Linked DNA regions of Homo sapiens: region 2 is linked to region 1. Evidence: chromatin loops called from intact Hi-C (ENCODE). Cell type or tissue: Panc1. All regions are shown on one strand. Links, peaks and the distances in the headings refer to the core of each region. The heading gives the core; the rest is flanking DNA. Region 1 holds the start of LOC124903139 (a long non-coding RNA gene). Region 2 holds the start of LOC105370132 (a long non-coding RNA gene).

Evidence for each region. Peaks named below come from ENCODE experiments on the same cell type or tissue, not always from the same donor. Only the 100,000 strongest peaks of a DNase experiment are listed, where the experiment ranks them.
Region 2: it touches region 1 in a loop (3-fold over the local background); 93 of 110 quality-filtered maps call a loop at or near these places.

Annotation. Positions count from the first base shown.
Region 1 is chr13:27,826,359-27,835,011 of GRCh38, reverse strand. It overlaps PLUT (PDX1 associated lncRNA, upregulator of transcription), which reads left to right. Exons shown (of 5, transcript NR_047484.2): 3 at 862-991. LOC124903139 (a long non-coding RNA gene) reads right to left here and starts at 4,802. Exons shown (of 2, transcript XR_007063734.1): 1 at 4,610-4,802; 2 at 1-1,730. It also overlaps the pseudogene RNU6-73P. RefSeq lists an enhancer at 7,649-8,148. In Panc1, for the core only: CTCF peaks have their summits at 4,626, 4,887 (motif pointing left) and 8,258; DNase peaks (open chromatin) are centred at 4,925, 7,721 and 8,301; H3K4me3 peaks cover 1,181 bases.
Region 2 is chr13:27,979,783-27,988,435 of GRCh38, reverse strand. All of the region lies in intron 1 of URAD (ureidoimidazoline (2-oxo-4-hydroxy-4-carboxy-5-) decarboxylase), which reads left to right. LOC105370132 (a long non-coding RNA gene) reads right to left here and starts at 8,281. Exons shown (of 4, transcript XR_941790.2): 1 at 8,182-8,281; 2 at 7,253-7,374. In Panc1, for the core only: a CTCF peak has its summit at 3,989 (motif pointing right); a DNase peak (open chromatin) is centred at 3,974.

The sequences.
Region 1 (8,653 bases), core at 472-8,471:
ACCATGGATTCAACCAACCTCAGATTGAAAATATTTTAAAAGAAATTGTGTCTGTACTGAACATGTACAGACTTTTTTCTTGTCATTATTCCCTAAACGATACAGTATAATAGCTATTTTCATAGCATTTACATTGTATTAGGTATTATAAGTAATCTAGAGATGATTTGAAGTACATGGGAGGGCCGGGCATAGTAGCTCATGCCTGTAATCCCAGCACTTTGGGAGGCCGAGGGGGGTGGATCATGAGGTCAGGAGATGGAGACCAGTCTGGCCAACATGGTGAAACCCTGTCTCTACTAAAAATACAAAAATTAGCAGGGTATGGTGGCATGCGCCTGAAGTCCCAGCTACTCAGGAGGCTGAGGCAGGAGAATCGCTTGAACCCAGGAGGCGGAGCTTGCAGTGAGCAGAGATCACACCACTGCACTCCAGCCTGGGCGACAAAAGCAAAACTCCATCTCAAACAAACAAACAAACAAACAAACAAAAAAACAAGTACATGGGAGGATGTTTGTAGGTTATATGCAAATTCTATGCCATTTCACAGCAGGGACTTGAGCATCCATGGATTTTGGAATCCGAAGGAGGTCCCGGAACCAATCCCTTTAGATACTGAGGGACGACTGTACATGCATGTGTATATATGAGACAACTCACTGGGGCACAAAGAGATAAGCAGCTTGCCCAAGGTCACACAGCTGTAAGTGAAGCTGCAATTTGATCTGCTTGTTTGGCTCCAGAAATCCAGGCTTTAAGTACCGTGCCGTACTGCTCATTTTCTCTTGTCCCAGATTGTAGCCTTCACTTCGCACTTTCAAGGCACAGAAGAACTTTTTCTCTTTTCTTTCTTCTTTTTAGTGTGAGCACCTACTATGAGTAAAACCTGGGCTGGTGGCTGGAGAAACATGAAGATGAGTAAGAGCCAATTCCTGTTCTTGGGGATTTAATAATATATTCAAGGGAAAAGACACAAAATAACCATTTCCAGGTAAACTCTGGTGGGGAGGGTGGGAGGAGAACCGTGGTTTGCTTTTGTGCCCAACACTTCACATTCCTTACCTCTTTCTCCCCACCGAGACCTTGAGGAGCAGCCTGAGCCAGAGGACCAGCATCCTCATCTTCTCTCCACCTCTTACTAGGGGGGTGGCTTTGGGCCAGTTTCTTACATTCTTTGGGCCACTTTAGTTTCCTTATTGAAAAATGGGGATAATAATAGTGGCTACATCTCAGTGTGATTCTGAGGAAACCAGAATTGTACATGCAGAGCACATGCACAGAACAGTGCCTGGCACAGTCAGTAATTGATCAATGTGCGCTATTGTTGTTGTGTATATTAGTTCTCCCCTGATACAGATGAGAGCTATCTCTAACTCAGAGACTTGCCACATCATTAAATTAGGAGTGAGAACTGAGCCTGGATAAGGAAGAGGAACAGGAATTCAACACAGTGAACACAGCAGGAAAGGCTTGTGCGAAGGCTCTGGGCTGGAGATGTGTAAAGCATGTCTGGAGATGGGGAAGGTCCATTGGGCCAGGAAACCACAGGCTCTGCTCTCCTGGAGCAGGTGAGGAGTGCAGCAGGCCTCAGGGTGAAAGGAAGAGGGAGAGGAGTGGCCGCGCTGTGGAAGACTTTTCGGGCGGGTGTTCATCCTGCATGTACAGGGAACCAGGAGATATTCTGAGCAGAGTGCCATCAGCCCATTCCTGTCTGGGGAGGATGATGCAACCTGTGAGAGGAGGGAGGGAGAGAGACGGAAGGTGAGGGTGGGGACCGAGCAGAAGAAATGTGGGTAACTCATACATTTGGTTGGTAGGAATGGGTTTCCAATGCCTCAGATGGGAATATGAACCTGAAATGTGTCCTGGTGACTCATGGCATCTTCCTAGATTAAAAACAAACTTTCAGAGACCACGGCTTCTGCTACAGTGTTCACCCCCTCACTGCTTAGGCCTGTGAAATGGTGATGACCCTGGATATAAGGACAAAACAGAGGAGACGAGTTCGAAGGCACTGGGAAGCCAGAGGCTGTGCTTTGAGCATTTTCCAAAGGAGAAGGGATCAGAGGGGGCTTTATCTATCACAAAAGACTTGATGCTTAGGAAGGGAACTTAAGAACCTTCAATGAGACACTATGCCTCTTTCTTTTAGAATTTTGTTTTTAATTGTGGTAACACATGCATATCACAAAGTTTACCAACTTAACCATTTGATGGACAGTTCAGTGGCATTAGGTACATTGTTGTGCAACCATCACCACCATCATCTCCAGAACTCTTTTCATCTTGCAAAACTGAAACTCCGCACCCATTAAACAGCAGCCTCATCCCCGCCACCTCCTCCAGCCCCTGGAAACCATCATTCTCCTTTTGTCTTAATGAATTTGACTGCTCTAGGTATCTCATGAGTGGAATAATACCATATTTGTCCCTTTGTGACTGGCTTATTTCACTTAGCATGATGTCTTTAAAGTCCATCCATGTTGTAGCAGGTGGTACGCATTCCTTTAATTTTAAGGCTGAATAATATGTCATTGTATGTGTATACCACATTTTGTTTATCCATTCATTCACTGATGGACATTTGGGTTATGTCCACCTTTGACTATTGTGAATAATGCTGCTATGAACACATACAAACATCTCTGCAAGTCCTTGCTTCCAATTCTTTTGCGTATATACCCTGAAGTGAAATTTCGGGATCGTATTGTAATTCTGTTTAATTTTTTAAGAAACTGTCATTCTGTTTTCCATAGCAGCTACACCATTTTACATTCCCACCAATAGTGTGCTCCAATTTCTCCACATCCTTGCCAATATAGACTTTTCTCTTTGGGCTAGCATTAAGCTATATGACCAGAACATAACAAGTAGCTGAAGAACCCATCCACCATTTACGTTTATCATTATTTTTTCCTCTGGATGAATTAAGTTAGAAAGAAAGGAGATATTGCTTTAGCTACTAGAGTTTAGCACTTAAACACTTCTTCATGAAATCCAGTTACTCTCAATCAGAGTAAAATAAAACCATGAGGGTTATTTTGAGCCAATCTTCAGGGTTTGAGGTAATGATAGTAATATTCTAAGAGTTCACATTTATATAGGACGTGTTTGTGCTTGGCACTGACCAATCACTTTCTATATATGACCTCATTGAATCCTCCCAACACCCTTAGGAGACAAGCACTATGATCACCTCCACCTGAAGATGAGAGAATTGGGGCCTAGTAAGGTTGTGGCTTGTGTAAAGATGCAGAAAGTTTGCAAGGCAGTGTCCAAGCCCAGCCTACACCATCACACTGCATTCCTACAAAAAGCCACACCCATCAATAGGTGGACATTACCTGTGCAAAAGATGTACGGACAAGAATATTTAATGCAAATGTGTTATAAAAGTTTAACATTGGGCCGGGTGTGGTGGCTCACTCCTGTAATCCCAGCACTTTGGGAGGCCGAGGCGGGCAGATCACCTGAGGTCAGGAGTTCTAGACCAGCCTGGCCAACATGGTGAAACCGCGTCTCTGTTTAAAATACAAAAATTAGCCGGGTGTGATGGAAGGTATCTGTAATGCCGGCTATTCAGGAGGCTGAGGCGGGAGAATTGCTTGAACCTGGGAGGCAGAGCTTGCAGTGAACTGAGATCATGCCACTGCACTCCAGCCTGGGTGACAGAGCCAGACTCCATCTCAAAAAAAAAAAAAAAAAAAAGTTGAACATTGGAAAAAGCTTATATGCCCATCAATAAGGGTTTGATTAAACTAATGAAGGTGCACCCATTGAAGGGAATAGTTATGCATCTGTTAGAAATTATGATGTAGATATATATTAGTTGACATGGAAAAGTGTTCAAGCTATATTGATGATCAAAAAAAAAAAGTAGTTGCAAAGCAATAAGGATGGTGTAATCCAGTGTTAGTAAACTGATATAAATTTGTATTGATACAAGTTTTGATATATAAGTTTAAAAGGCTGGAAAATTATAGAGCAAAAATATTAACAATGATCGCCTTGATGTGGGAGGATTTCTGGCAATTAAAATAATGGCATCTTCTCAATTTTCCTTACAATGTTTATATAATAGAGAATAGAATGAAAGCTTAACAACACACACCACCAACCTTTCACTAAAAGTTTCCCTTGTGCCCCAGACTGGAAATCAGCCCCACTGCATTCAAAGGTGCTGTGACTTTGGACAAGTTCCTTCTCCTCTTTGGGCCTCCTTTTTAATCTAATAATAAAAAGGCGGTTTAATTTCAAAAGTTTCTTCCAGCTCTAACGCTCCTTGATTGAATGACTCCCAATCCCGGCGGAGGTTCTTTAAAAAACGGCCTACTGGGATTTACATGTGGGTAAATGGTCTCTTCAGCCCGTTTTCTTTGATCTAAGTTAGTGCATTGCACCAGTGTTGTGTCAAATCATCCTGGGAAAAAGTAGCTTTTCCCAGAAAGACAAATTTTAACCAAAGTAGCTTTTCCCAGAAAGACAAAATTTAACCTAAGACATTAAAAAAACCAACCAAACAAACAAAAAGCACTACACACTGAACGGACTCCACAAGCCAAGCAGAAAAACAAAAAACAACGAACCACATCCCCCTTCCCACCCTTACCCCAGACTCTTAGCTTCTTTCTGAATATCGCATGTCACCTGTACACCTGAATAGTCATAGTAGCTGGCATTTATTTTTACGGATGTCCATAGAGTCACTTATAGCATTTTCTCCCACAGAAGCACAGCGAAATCACAGCCGAGCAGAGGAGGGCAAGGGAGAGGGCCGCCCCAGTCTGAGAGCTGCAGGGTCTGGCTGGAACTGCTCCCGGCCAGCGGACTTCACCCGGGCGCGGGGGCCGCACCTGCCGGGCGCGGCCTGCTCTATGGCGCCCTCTGCTGTTAGTCCGCCCCAGGCTCCGCGCCGGCCTCTCCTGGGTCCGTGGGGCCTGCGGGCTGCGGGGATCACCGAGACCCACATTCCCGTGGCCAGCAGCCTTTCGCTCTGCTCAGAGGAGAGGCAGAAGGGCATATTGCTGTTTCCCAGTCGCTTTTTACACCTGCCTTCTTCGGATAAACCCAAAAATCTTCCTTCAGAGAAGACGGCCCGTATTTCCCGTTATTTGGGGGTGGAGGTGGGGCTAAGGGCGTCATAGGGAGAGCCTTACTTTCAACATTCTGCATTATGAAACCAAGGGAGACTTTTTTTCCCAACAAGTGTGAACATTTTTTTTCAAGAGAATTAAATCGTTTATTGATTACACATGATAATGGATGACACACAAGCTTCATTCCCATCTCTAATTTTATCTGGTACCGTTATTCAATTTAGATATATTGCATAGGATGTGCCAACAATCACTTTTATCACCAATAATTCCACGATTTTGCTTGAGTAATCCCTTTTAATGGTGAACTTCAGGTCACAACAGTAACTATCAGTTCAACTACACCAAGGTTTCTGAAGACAATGGCTTCTCCGCCCAAGCAGGTTGCATATAAATTCCAAATAGAACCTGGCATCACCCTGAAGGAATTCTAACTTCACACTGTTGGGAAAATTTACCGAGATGGCTTCAGAGTAGACTAACTTTACACAGCACATTTTTTAAAAAAGACATTTATTCAGCGTCACGATCAGACTATTACATTTAGCAATCAACAGCATGGGTGAAAAAAAAATCTACATTAAAACCCTTTGTTGGAATGCTTTACACTTTCCACAGAACAGAAACTAAAATAACCTCTTATACAATTAGTCACAAATACAGTCCTCAAGTTTTTTGCCCATACACGAGTATTTGTCTAAAACATGACTTGTTTGTAGCAGCTAGGCCTTGCCACCACTGTGCTTGGCTGAGTTCACAAACCTCTTGTAACCTGTAGCTTCCTTGTCACTTCTCTGGCTCTCCCTTCCTGCTAAGCTTTGTTTACTAATTAAAATCTTCTGCCAAAGCCATAGCTGCTGCTGCTACTGGATCCACCATAGCCACCTTGGTTTCGTGGTTTGGCAAAGTATTGGCCTCCACCACCACAGGGGCCAGAGCTTCTGCCTCCAAAATTTCCTCCCTTCATGGGTCCAAAATTTGAAGACTGATTATTGTAATTGCCAAAATCATTGTAGCTTCCACTACCTCCAAAATTGCTTCCACTAAAAAATATGGAACGCTTCACGAATTTGCATGTCATCCTTGCACAGGGGCCATGCTAATCTTCTCTGTATTGTTTCAGTTTTAGTATATGTGCTGCCAAAGCTAGCACAAGTGTGAACATTGACTATGCTTCTCACATATCTTTACAGCCCCACTCTAAGGGGACTCTGTCTTGGAGAACCAACTGTTCTAGAATTTTCTAACCTGCCTCCTGCAGCCCCTCTCCCCATTTCTTCTCCTAGGGAGTCTTCCAGATGGTGCAGTTCACCTAGGAACTGCATGTCTGCTTGCTGAGGGTGTGGCAGGAGTCAAGTCACTAAACCTTTATGAGTGAATACTGTCAACCTTATACAGCCCATTCATTTCTTCACCAATTCCATCCATGTCAACTCAACAACTACTCCAGCTGACCCTGGAGCTTGGTACTGGGGATACATCTCATACAAAAGGATGCTTTCCTTCCTGTCCCAAAATGTATCAGCCCCCGAGGGATCATACACAATAGATACACAAATGGTTGCATGTAAATGCAAAGAACATGTTGCAATGAGAAAGAATAATATAGGTTGTGAGCTCACAGGAGGAACATTAAAGCTGAGCCTGCAGGATAAATAAGAATAAACCAGTGAAAAACGCTGAACCATGACTCTGAGATGGGAAGGTGGCATAAATTCCAGGAGAGGCATGTGGCTGGATCATCAGGAATGGGGAGAGCAGAAACCCCAAAGAAGGTTGGAGAATTAGGCAGAGGGCGGATTAGGTGAACCCTGGAGGGCCAAGCTAATAATTTTGAGTCAAATTACAGAGTGCAGTGGAGAGCCCCTGAATTTATTTTTAGTAATTGACATGATCTGAGGTGGGGTTTGCAAGGATCCTTCTGGCTGGTGTGACAGGAGGGAGGCAGGGTGAGGGTAGGAGCCTTGGAGCTGAAGATAGATGGGAAATTGGTTCCTGGTGGTAGCAGTCCAAGTGGCAGGAAGTCGCCAGCCGCAGAGCATGCTTTGAAGGCAGAGTGGAGGACAGGCTGGCATGTTGCCTGTGGGGCTAAGGAGGAGAGAAGTGTTATGGATAGCTTCTCCATCTCCATCCCTGACAGGCAGAACTCAGGGAAGAGCAGTTTCAGGGAGTAGCATTAACTTGCATATAAAATTATGGAGGTGAAATTAGCCTGCCAGGGCCTGCCTGAATCGGAAGCTCTGTCATAAGTGGACTGTTGATCCGTGGACACAGAAACGTTGCTGTCTAGGGAGACGCATCTGATGCCAACTGGTGTATTCATAGCACTTGATGAGGGTGTTTATTGAGTAGTACTGTTTTGATGTTTGGGATATTTAAAAAAAGAAAATTGAGAAGTGTGTTTTCATGTGACGACTTTGCATTTTAATTTTATTTTTAAATGTAAAGATTAAGGAAAACATGCATCTAACTCTGGTAGAAGAACTAAAGTGAAAATGGAACCTAGGAATGGGATAGTGGGTGGAGGAGGGAGGAGGCTTGTCCAAGCCAAGTCAGGAATTGGGCCAGATTCATTACAGTAGCCTTTGGAAATCGTAATCAAGTGACAGTCTCTCACGCTTTGGCATCAATACAGCACTACTAGGGCCATGAAGTAAGAGTAAACACCGGATGCATATGAGTCATGGCAGCTTGCACTAATCTTTGAGCAGTAATTGAGATGATCTCAATAAAGTGAGAAGACCGTAATGTAATATAACCGAGATGCCTATAATAATCGCCATGCCACCATGACAGCATCCAGTCAGCTGAGGTCGGCGACAAACAGAATCAGCCGGAGCTAAGGGGGGCAGGGGCTCAGGCCCACCTGCAGCCCACCCATCAGCACCCCTGTGTGGCAGAAGCTCTGGGGAGAGCCTTTGTCCTTTGCTAGCTCCTGGGATTTTAGGTAGGTGGGGGAGCAGGAAGGGAAGAAAGAGCAGGGACTGCTGAGTTCCAAATAAGTTCCAGGTCCCCATGGGAGCAGAGCTGCTCTTGGATGCCTGTGCGAGGTTCTCCCGGCTTTGGGGGAGCCTCCGGAGCTCCTTGGGGAGGGTCCTCCCGACTTGGGAAGGCTTCCTAGCTATGGCGGCCACGCACAGGCAGGGGGCGCTGCGACTTCACAGTTTCAAAGCCGGACTCCTATTCAGCGAACGCCTTGGTGAGTTTCCTGAGTTCTCCGAGGAGACGCTGGGAGCCTGCACACCCAGGGTGTAACTGCCAACGCCTGCAGAGAGGGAACCTCCTCGTGCCGTCCGTGGAGCCCAGAGCTGGGCTTTCCTCGGCCCACTCACCCCTGCCTGGCACTCTGTCCTAAAGCTTCCCCTCAAGGAGACAAAGACATTGACACTTTATTTTATCCTGAGCTCCTGGCTCATTGATCTCATGCTGCAAACCAAGCAAGTGGACGCGCTCCCCCTAACGGCTCTGCTCTTTAGTCATCCTTTCCTAACAAAGTGAATGGCTGGGGCTGGCTCCATCAAAACCTGCAGTAGGAAGTACCTGATTTGAGCAACTAT
Region 2 (8,653 bases), core at 526-8,525, 150 kb before region 1:
GCAAAGGGATTTCAAATATGCTTGTTAAAATATTTTTAGATACTGGCCAGGAATGGTGGCTCACACCTGTAATCCCAGCACTTTGGGAGGCTGAGATGGGAGGATCACTTGAGCCCAGGAATTTGAGACCAGTCTAGGCAACATGATGAGATCTGTTGCTACAAAAATTGCTTTTAGGCCGGGCGTGTTGGTGGCTCACGCCTGTAATCCCAGCACTTTGGGAGGCCGAGGTGGGTGGATCACAAGGTCAGGAGATCGAGACCATCCTGGCCAACATGGTGAAACCCCATCTCTACTAAAATACAAAAAATTAGCCAGGCGTGGTGGCACGTGCCTGTAGTTCCAGCTATTCGGGAGGCTGAGGCAGGAGAATCGCTTGAGCCTGGGAAGCGGAGATTGCAGTGAGCCAAAATTTCACCACTGCACTCCAGCCTGGTGGCAGAGCAAGACTATGTCTCAAAAAACAAAACAAAAAACAACAAAAAAAGTTGTTTTTAAAAATCTATCTATCTATCTATCTATCTATCTATCTATCTATCTATCATCTATCTATTTTAGTCTAATTCCTTATACTTGATGTGTTTATTGAGTTCTTTCCTTTGGAAGGTTCAGTAAGTTTCCTCAGGTCTAGTCCGTAAGAGTCAAGCACTTGTGTGGTTTAGGTCAGACATGGACTGGAAGAATGCGGTGGCTAAGGAAAGTGGCTGTTAAATATTAGAGCTTTGAGGTCACAAGGAGGAACCTAGCAAAAGACATCAGAGTGATTCGGAGGCTAAAGGCTAGGCTGAGGGCCCACCCTGTCTTAGCCACCCCATCTGGCTTGGGAATGTCCTGTATGTGACAGAGAGGACAGCTGGATACCAGACTATCTCCAGAGCCCAGGGGAAAGGGCAATCGGCTGACTTTTGTACCACAAAGGGCCAGTTTGGACTGGATGGCCGAGGAGAGTGAATTCATTCAGATCAGCAACTCCCTGAGGGATGGAGGGGAAGGAGGAGAATCTGAAGGCATCCCTCTGGAGGAAGGGAAAGAAGTTACTGATTTCTTCTGTGGAGAGAGAGAGAAAATGAGGCACTTCTTGGTGTGGGGTGAGGAGAAGAGGGGGTGACTCCGAATGACACACACAGCTTCACAGAGACCAGGCTGCCTCAGGGGCTGTCCTGGATGCTCTGTGGAGAAACCTGAAATGTACTGAAGGGGTGGCGAGGGGCAGAGAGGCCTCTGTGGACATCTGGGTGGGGAAGGAGAGCCCCTGCTCTCTTCACCAAAAAGGAGCCAACAGACGATGCCGCCTATCAGGATGGCCTTTGACAGCCAGATGGCTTCTGACCGTCATACAGACGTCTCCAAAATAAGGAGCTCCTTTTCATTCATTTGAGGCTTATCTAGGAAGAGCAGAGGATGTCATAAAATCAAATGGACAGGAATGTTGGGGCCATGTGGACACTCACCCACTTCTGGGGGCCTCTCCATAGCTGAGGACTTCAGCTCCTCCACTGGGCTTGGGGGTCATCACTGGAGCTTTCTGACCCTTGACTCACAGGGACAGCCCAGTCCCAGCCTGATGAGTGAAGGGACCACAGCCTCTCAGCTGAACTCCTGCAGGGCAGGCCGGAAGGAGCAGGAGGCCCCGGAGCCCACCCTCTCAATGTCTGACAGGAAAATAGAATAGAGGAGGCAAAATGACAGCCTCACTGGAAAGTAATTTCTTTACAGGAAAAAAAAAGAGAGGCATATCCTTTGATTGTCTTAATACCCAAAGGAGTGGTGAGGCTGAGGAGGGAGCGTGTTGAGAGAGAAAGCTAGGATCGCGTGAATAATTTAGATCTATTGTTCTTGGGTTTGGCCAGTTACTTAACACACGTTTTGGGGGCTTTCTTACTCTGTGTCTGGAACTTTGATAAAAACATAACAATTTCTCCATTTTCATCTTATTGCTCACCAACACTCCCCACAATCCAGCTGGCCAGAGGTTCTAGTTCCGGGTCAGTCCAGTCAGGGCCCTGAGCATAGTGGAGTGTGGGCAGCACTGGACGTGGGCAACCCCCGCTCCCGAGGCTTGTTTTGATGCCCCCGTGACTTGATGAAACCTCTGTCTCCTGGCTAGTGTCAGAATCCCAGATCACAGAGTGAACAGGATGTTGGGACTTAATCAAAGTTTGCTGAATGAATGCATGAAATCGTTTCCAAGGTGATACTGAAAAGTGGGAATTCTGGCATTACCCCCTTCCCCACACATTTTAACTGGGTGACTCAGTGGTAGGTCAGTGGACAAAATGGCTGGAGGGAGTTTGGGCCCCCTGGACGGTTGTTGGTGTCTGCAGTAGACACGGTTCTGGGGAGGAGCTCCCTGTGGTGGAGGCTGCTTCTCGGTTCTGCACTTGTCTGGGAGCAGCTGGGAGCCTCATTGCTGTCTGGCGGCAGCTCCTCATCTTAACATCTCAGTAACAGTAGACAAGTGATGTTATCAATGGTGACAATAACAACAACAAATAGCTAAAATGTATTGAACTTTTACTACTGGTGTGTTTCAGGCACTTTTCCAAAAACTTTGCACTTGCTAACTCATTCAATCCTCTAATATCCCTATAAAATGAGGAATAGTATTATTATTGCTCCCATTCTTACCGATGGGAAAACTGAGGCACACAGAGATTAAGTAACTTGAGCAAGGACACACTACTAGAAAGTGGCAGGACTGGAATTCTAATAACCCTGAGAGTCAACCCAACAGGTTTTGAAGGCTTTTTCCAGACAATGAGAAACAAAGTCTAGAAACAGTTTTTAGGGTTTTCATTCATTTATCCACTAATGTATTTGATTAAGATAAATGCTTGATGTCCTAGACCCCATGTTTTATTGTTTAAATAATCAAATAAAATGATCTACTTCGCAGCTTGGTGACTATAGTCAATAATAATCTATTGTATATTTGGAAATTGCCAAGAAAGTAGGCTTTTTTATTTTTTATTTTAATTGAGGTAGAGGCTCACTCTGTCACCCAAGCTAGAGTGCAGTGGCACCATCTTGGCTCACTGCATCCTCACCCTCCCGGGTTCAAGCGATTCTCCTGCCTTAGCCTCCCTCGTAGCTGGGATTACAGGCACCTGCCACCATGCCCAGCTAATTTTTCTATTTTTAGTAGAGATGGGGTTTCATCATGTTGGCCATGCTTGTCTCAAATTCCTGACCTCAAGTGATCCGCCCACCTTGGCCTCCCAAAGTGCTGGGGTTACAGACATGAGCCACCTTGCCCCACCTTCAAGAGAGTAGATTTTAAATGTTCTTACTACCAAAAAATGATAAATATGTGAGGTGATAGATATATTAAAAAGCTTGACTTCATCATTTCACAATGTATACATATATGGAAAGCATCAAGGTGCACACCATAAACATGTATAATTTTTATTTGTCAAAAAATCCAATAAAATTGCTTTTGTTTGTTTGTTTTTTTGAGATGGAGTCTTGCTCTGTCATCCAGGCTGGAGTGCAGTGGCACAATCTCAGCTCACTGCAACCTCCGCCTCCCGGGTTCAAGCGATTCTCCTGCCTCAGCCTCCGGAGTAGCCGGGATTACAGGCACACACCACCATGCCCGGCTAATTTTTGTATTTTTTAACTAGAGACGGGGTTTCACCGTGTTAGCCAGGATGGTCTCAATCTCCTGACCTTGTGATCCGCCCACCTCGGCCTCCCAAACTGCTGGGATTACTGGTGTGAGCCACCGCGCCCAGCCTTAAAATGGGATTTATTACAGTCTAGCTTTACCCTTTGAATAGTAAGAAGCAAACTGGGTGAAATAGATTATTTGAATCTAAAAAGAAGGTACCTTAGAGAGACGTTCAAGTTACAGTGGTCTACCTAGTCATGTATTTGTTTTGGTGACTGAAGAAAAACCTCCACCATTAACAGAAAACAAAACTGGGTTTCTAGACTAAGGGCGAGTCCATTTAGGTTCTGCTATGATGATTATTGGCCAGTAGGTGGCAGTCCAGGATTAATATTGAGCTCTAGTGCTATTGGGCAAAGTACCTTCTCCAGCCAATCAGTTCCCACAGATTAAAGATGAGGCAAAGGTTTTCTAGGAAAGAGAACGGACAATTAGTAAAGGGAAGAAAGTTGAAACTCACATGCACTAACTGAAGAAATTCAGGACGGATTTGTGTTATGAAATTAAAGAGCAATACAACTTTCATAAGAGTTAATTAACTGTGCATTTCCGCTGGCTATGGTGAATCACACCTGTAATCCCAGCACTTTGGGAGTCTGAGGTGGGAGGATCGCTTGAGCCCAGAAGGTTGAGGCTGCAGTGAGCCATGATTGCACCACTGCACACCAGCCTGGATGACAGAGCGAGAACCCTGTCACAAAAAAAACAAAGTGCATCTCTGTGTCTTTCAGAATTATAGTAATGCCACAATTTATTACTTTATGCTTACTAAACAACATTTTTGTTGAATGAATGGAGTTGGATACTAATAAGTTCCTTATAATACAGGCTATGAGGGTTTTGGATCAAGCTATTAAAATGTGTTTGTTTATTCAGAAAACAAAACAAAACAAAACAAAATGAAACACTCCTTACCAAAAGTGCTGTGTTGGTCAAAAAATATTCACTGAGTGCCCACTGTGCCCCAGGGATTGTTGTGGGCACTGGGAACGGGGTAGTGACCAAGACAAGTCCTTGCCTTAAATGAGCTTACATTCTAGTGAAGAGAGACAGGATTAACATTAAAAATACCATTATTTCAGGTTCTAGAAATTCCCAGAAAAAATATATGTAATATGGCAGAAAATATGTAATAAAGGTGGTCTTTCTTAGGAGGTTAATTTAAGTTTAAGACCAAAGGATGAGAAATAAGTAGCTGAAATCTAGGATGAGGCCACTCATAGAAAAGGAACCTGGCTGGGCGTGGTGGCTCATGCCTGTAATCCTAGCACTTTGGGAGGATGAGGCAGATGGATCACTTGAGGTCAGGAGTTCGAGACCAGCCTGGCCAACACGGTGAAACCCGGTCTCTACTAAAAATAGAAAATTAGCTGGGCATGGTAGCACGCACCAGTAATCCTAGCTACTCGGGAGGCTGAGGCAGGAGAATCACTTGAACCCGGAAGACGGAGGTTGCAGTGAGCCGAGATCGCACCACTGCACTCCAGCCTGGGTGACAGGATGGGACTCTGTCTCAAAAACAAAAACAAAAAAAAAGCAAAGGAACCTGAGACCAGGATGAACTCGACATTTTTGGGGCACAGAAAGATCAAGGTAGTTGGAAAATAGTAAGGAGTAGAGGGATGTGAGGAAGAGGCAGCAAGGGCCTGATCATGTAAAGCTGCTTAGGTCTAATAAGGAACTTGCTTCTCCATGTGCAATGGGTCACTGGGGTTTATGCTTTAGGATGGTGATGTGGGGGCTATGTCAGATGCAGGGGGCCAGGTCGAGGGGCCACTGCAGTAGTAAGAGTAAGAGTTGAGGTTGCTTGGACTGTGGTTGGCGCAGTAGAGATGGAGAGATGCGAATGGATTCTCAGAATAGGGCTTACAGTTAGAGTCAACAGGATTTTTTTAAATGGATTTGATGACAGAAGGCAGATCAGAAACAGAGCTGAATGGTCACTCCTAAGTTTTCAGTCTGAGCCACTGGGTGGGTGGTGGTACCATTTTCCGAGTTGAGGAAGACTTAGAGTTGAGAAGACAGGATGGAGGAAGGAGCTTGCTGAGTCTAAGATACCCAAAAATCATCCAGATGAAAATGCTGACTGCTCAGTTGCATCAAAACAGAGGAGCTTGGTGAAACACTGAGGGCTAAAGTATATCTTGCTGTCATCAAAGAATGGATGGCATTTCAAACCCTACGACTGGCTGAGGGCACTTAGTAAGTACATTGGTGTAAACAACAAAGGGATGAGATGTGGGTACTGAGTCCTGTGGTACTAGTGCTAGTGACCTATCTGGCAGAGCAAGATGAAAGTAGGCAAAGGATGTCTCTGAAGGTAAGTGGTAGTCATTTTTTTTGAGACAGAGTCTTGCTCTGTCACCCAAGTTGGAGTGCAGTGGCGCAATCTCAGCTCACTGTAACCTCCGCCTCCCGGGTTCAAGTAATTCTCCTGCCTTGAGTAGCTGGGATTATAGGCGCGTGCCACTATGCCCAGCTAATTTTTGTATTTTTAGTAGAGACGAGGTTTCACCACGTTGGTCAGGCTGGTCTCGAACTCCTGACCTGGTGATCCACCCGCCTCGGCCTCCCAAAGTGCTGGGATTACAGGCATGAGTCACTGTGCCCGGCCGTTTATAGTCATTTTTTAAGGAGAGAGGGCCAACCAGGTGACATGGTCTGGAGAGGTTGAGAAAGAAGAGGTCAGGCATTGGTCTTTGGGCTCAGGCAAGATGCCCTTAATGAGTGCAGATCAGTTGGTACAGTGGCTCGAAACGTGACAGAGTGAGCCTGGAAAGGGAGGTCAGGAAGTGGAGAGGCCAGGAGACAACTCTAAGGTCTTTTCTGTAAGGAGGAGCAGAGAAATAGGGAGAAACAAGAGAGCAACAGGGAATCAAGGGAGAACGTTAATATTGTTTATGGGATGAGGGATTCTAAGGCATGTTTGCACATTGATAAGGGTAAGTGGTGTGGGGATGGAGAAATAGATATTTGAAATTGCAGAAGCAAAGTCTTTGACAGGAAAGGAGAGCTAGCTTCAAGAACACAAATGGAGGGGTTGGCCTTCCATAGGAAGATTGTCCATCGTACCAGGGGTAAGAACATACCCAGATACCACTGGGTATGGACCAGGAGGCAGTTGGACTGTTACGGGATTCTGAGCTTCCATGGCCACAATTGCCTGCCCTGTTCCTCTCCCATAGAACAATGAGTGTCTGCTCTGTGCCAGGAATTCTTCTAGGTGTAAAGATTCAGGTCCTGTGGTCCCGGCAAATAACACACATCCACACCTACATCTCTAGACGTGACACACCAATGCTTAGGAGGTAAGTCCAGATTTTCAAGAAAGACTGAAGAACGGGCAGTACCTAGATTCCCTGAGAACCACGGGCTGTCTGACTGGCCTGCCTAGCGCCTGGGCTTCCAGGTGGGGAACACTGAGGACTGGAGGCAAGGAGATGGCACCTACTTGCCCAGTATCCAGCCTCCCACTGGGGCTTATGGGCACAGCTTAGGGATAGCATACTGGCGCTGGCAGGGAACTGGGTCCTTGCTGCAGGCCAGTGGACACATAGACACCATTCCCGATGTACTTACTCAAGGGTCCAGTGGTTTGGGGCAATGAAGATTGGATATCTGGCCAGGTGAGGTCAGGCTCTGTTTCTTCCGAGCTACCATCCTCTACCTGATTCCTCACACCTTTTTCTTGTTAGGCGCAGCTAAGAGACAGAGAGAGAGAGAGAGAGAGAGAGGAGAGAGAGAGAGAGAGAGAAGCGACTGAAACAGAGAGTAAATTCTAGTTTCTCCTTTTTAGTCTCTTTTCTTCTGCCCTTTGCTCTGCTAGTTTATCTGCGTCTTTTCTCTTCTCGCGCTGCAAGAGTGGAAAACTCGTGCTCAGTTCTAGGCAAACATTAACCCCGGGCGACGTTTCCAAGCGGGAGACAAACTCTAGAGAGTGAGAAGCGAGATGCGAGGGCACCAAGGGCAAGAAGGGGGCTCGGGGTACGCCACGTTGGCGGGACGCCGCCGCCGCCTCCCTCTGCTGCGCGGCCTGCGCGGGGAGCCTGGTGGGGGCGGCAAGACGACAGACCCCGCGCCCGGACCTCCCACCAGTGACCACCTCCCTCGCAGCTTGGGCTGATCCTCCAGACAGCATGCAACGGTGGGGAGGGAAGTCCCCTGACTGGGCGGGGGACCTAGCGGCTGCTCTGAAACTCCGAACACCTGAAGAGGAGGCGCGGAAGGTCCAGCCGCCCAAGACTCGCACTTTCCCCTCCTCCGCAGCCCGGGCAGGTTACCGTCCTGGGCCTGGGTGAGCGCGGAGGGGATCCGGGCGGGAGCTGAGCTCGGTTCCCCAGGCCTGACAAGTGGCCGCGTGGCACGACCAACCCCGGGCACAGGGCTGGGGCTGCTCCCCCAGGTGGGGAATTTAATTCTCACATTTTCGCACTACCCTGACGGAGCTGGACGCGGGAAGCGGGAAAGACCCGTTCCTGTTTGCAGTGCCCGAGGGGCAGGACACCTACCAGAAGGGCTCTATCACAGTGGTGTTAGGCCGGCTCGGTGGCTCACACCTGTAATCCCAGCACTTTAGGAGGCCGAGGCGGGAGGATCGCTTGAACCCAGGAGGCAGAGGTTGCAGTGAGCCAAGATCGCCCCACTGCACTCCATCCCGGGCGACAGAGCTGTCTTGAAAAAACACACAAAAAACAAAAAACAGTGGTGTTAGAGGGATGGGATTATAGGTGACATGACTTTCGTTTTGAACTTTCCTTAACCTTGCAGGGGCAGCCGTGCCCTGAAAACGCCTGTGATTTGGAGTAGAGGGTCCAGGCGCAGTGTGGTGAGTGACCCTAGGCAGGTCACTAGTTCTTTTTCAGCCTTCACTGAATCCTCTCTTACACGGGGATGTTACCCCCAGTTCTCCGTGTCTTTCAGGGAGAAATTAGTTCATGAGTTAGATGGTGCACTATCAATCATCCTTTTATTAGACAGAAA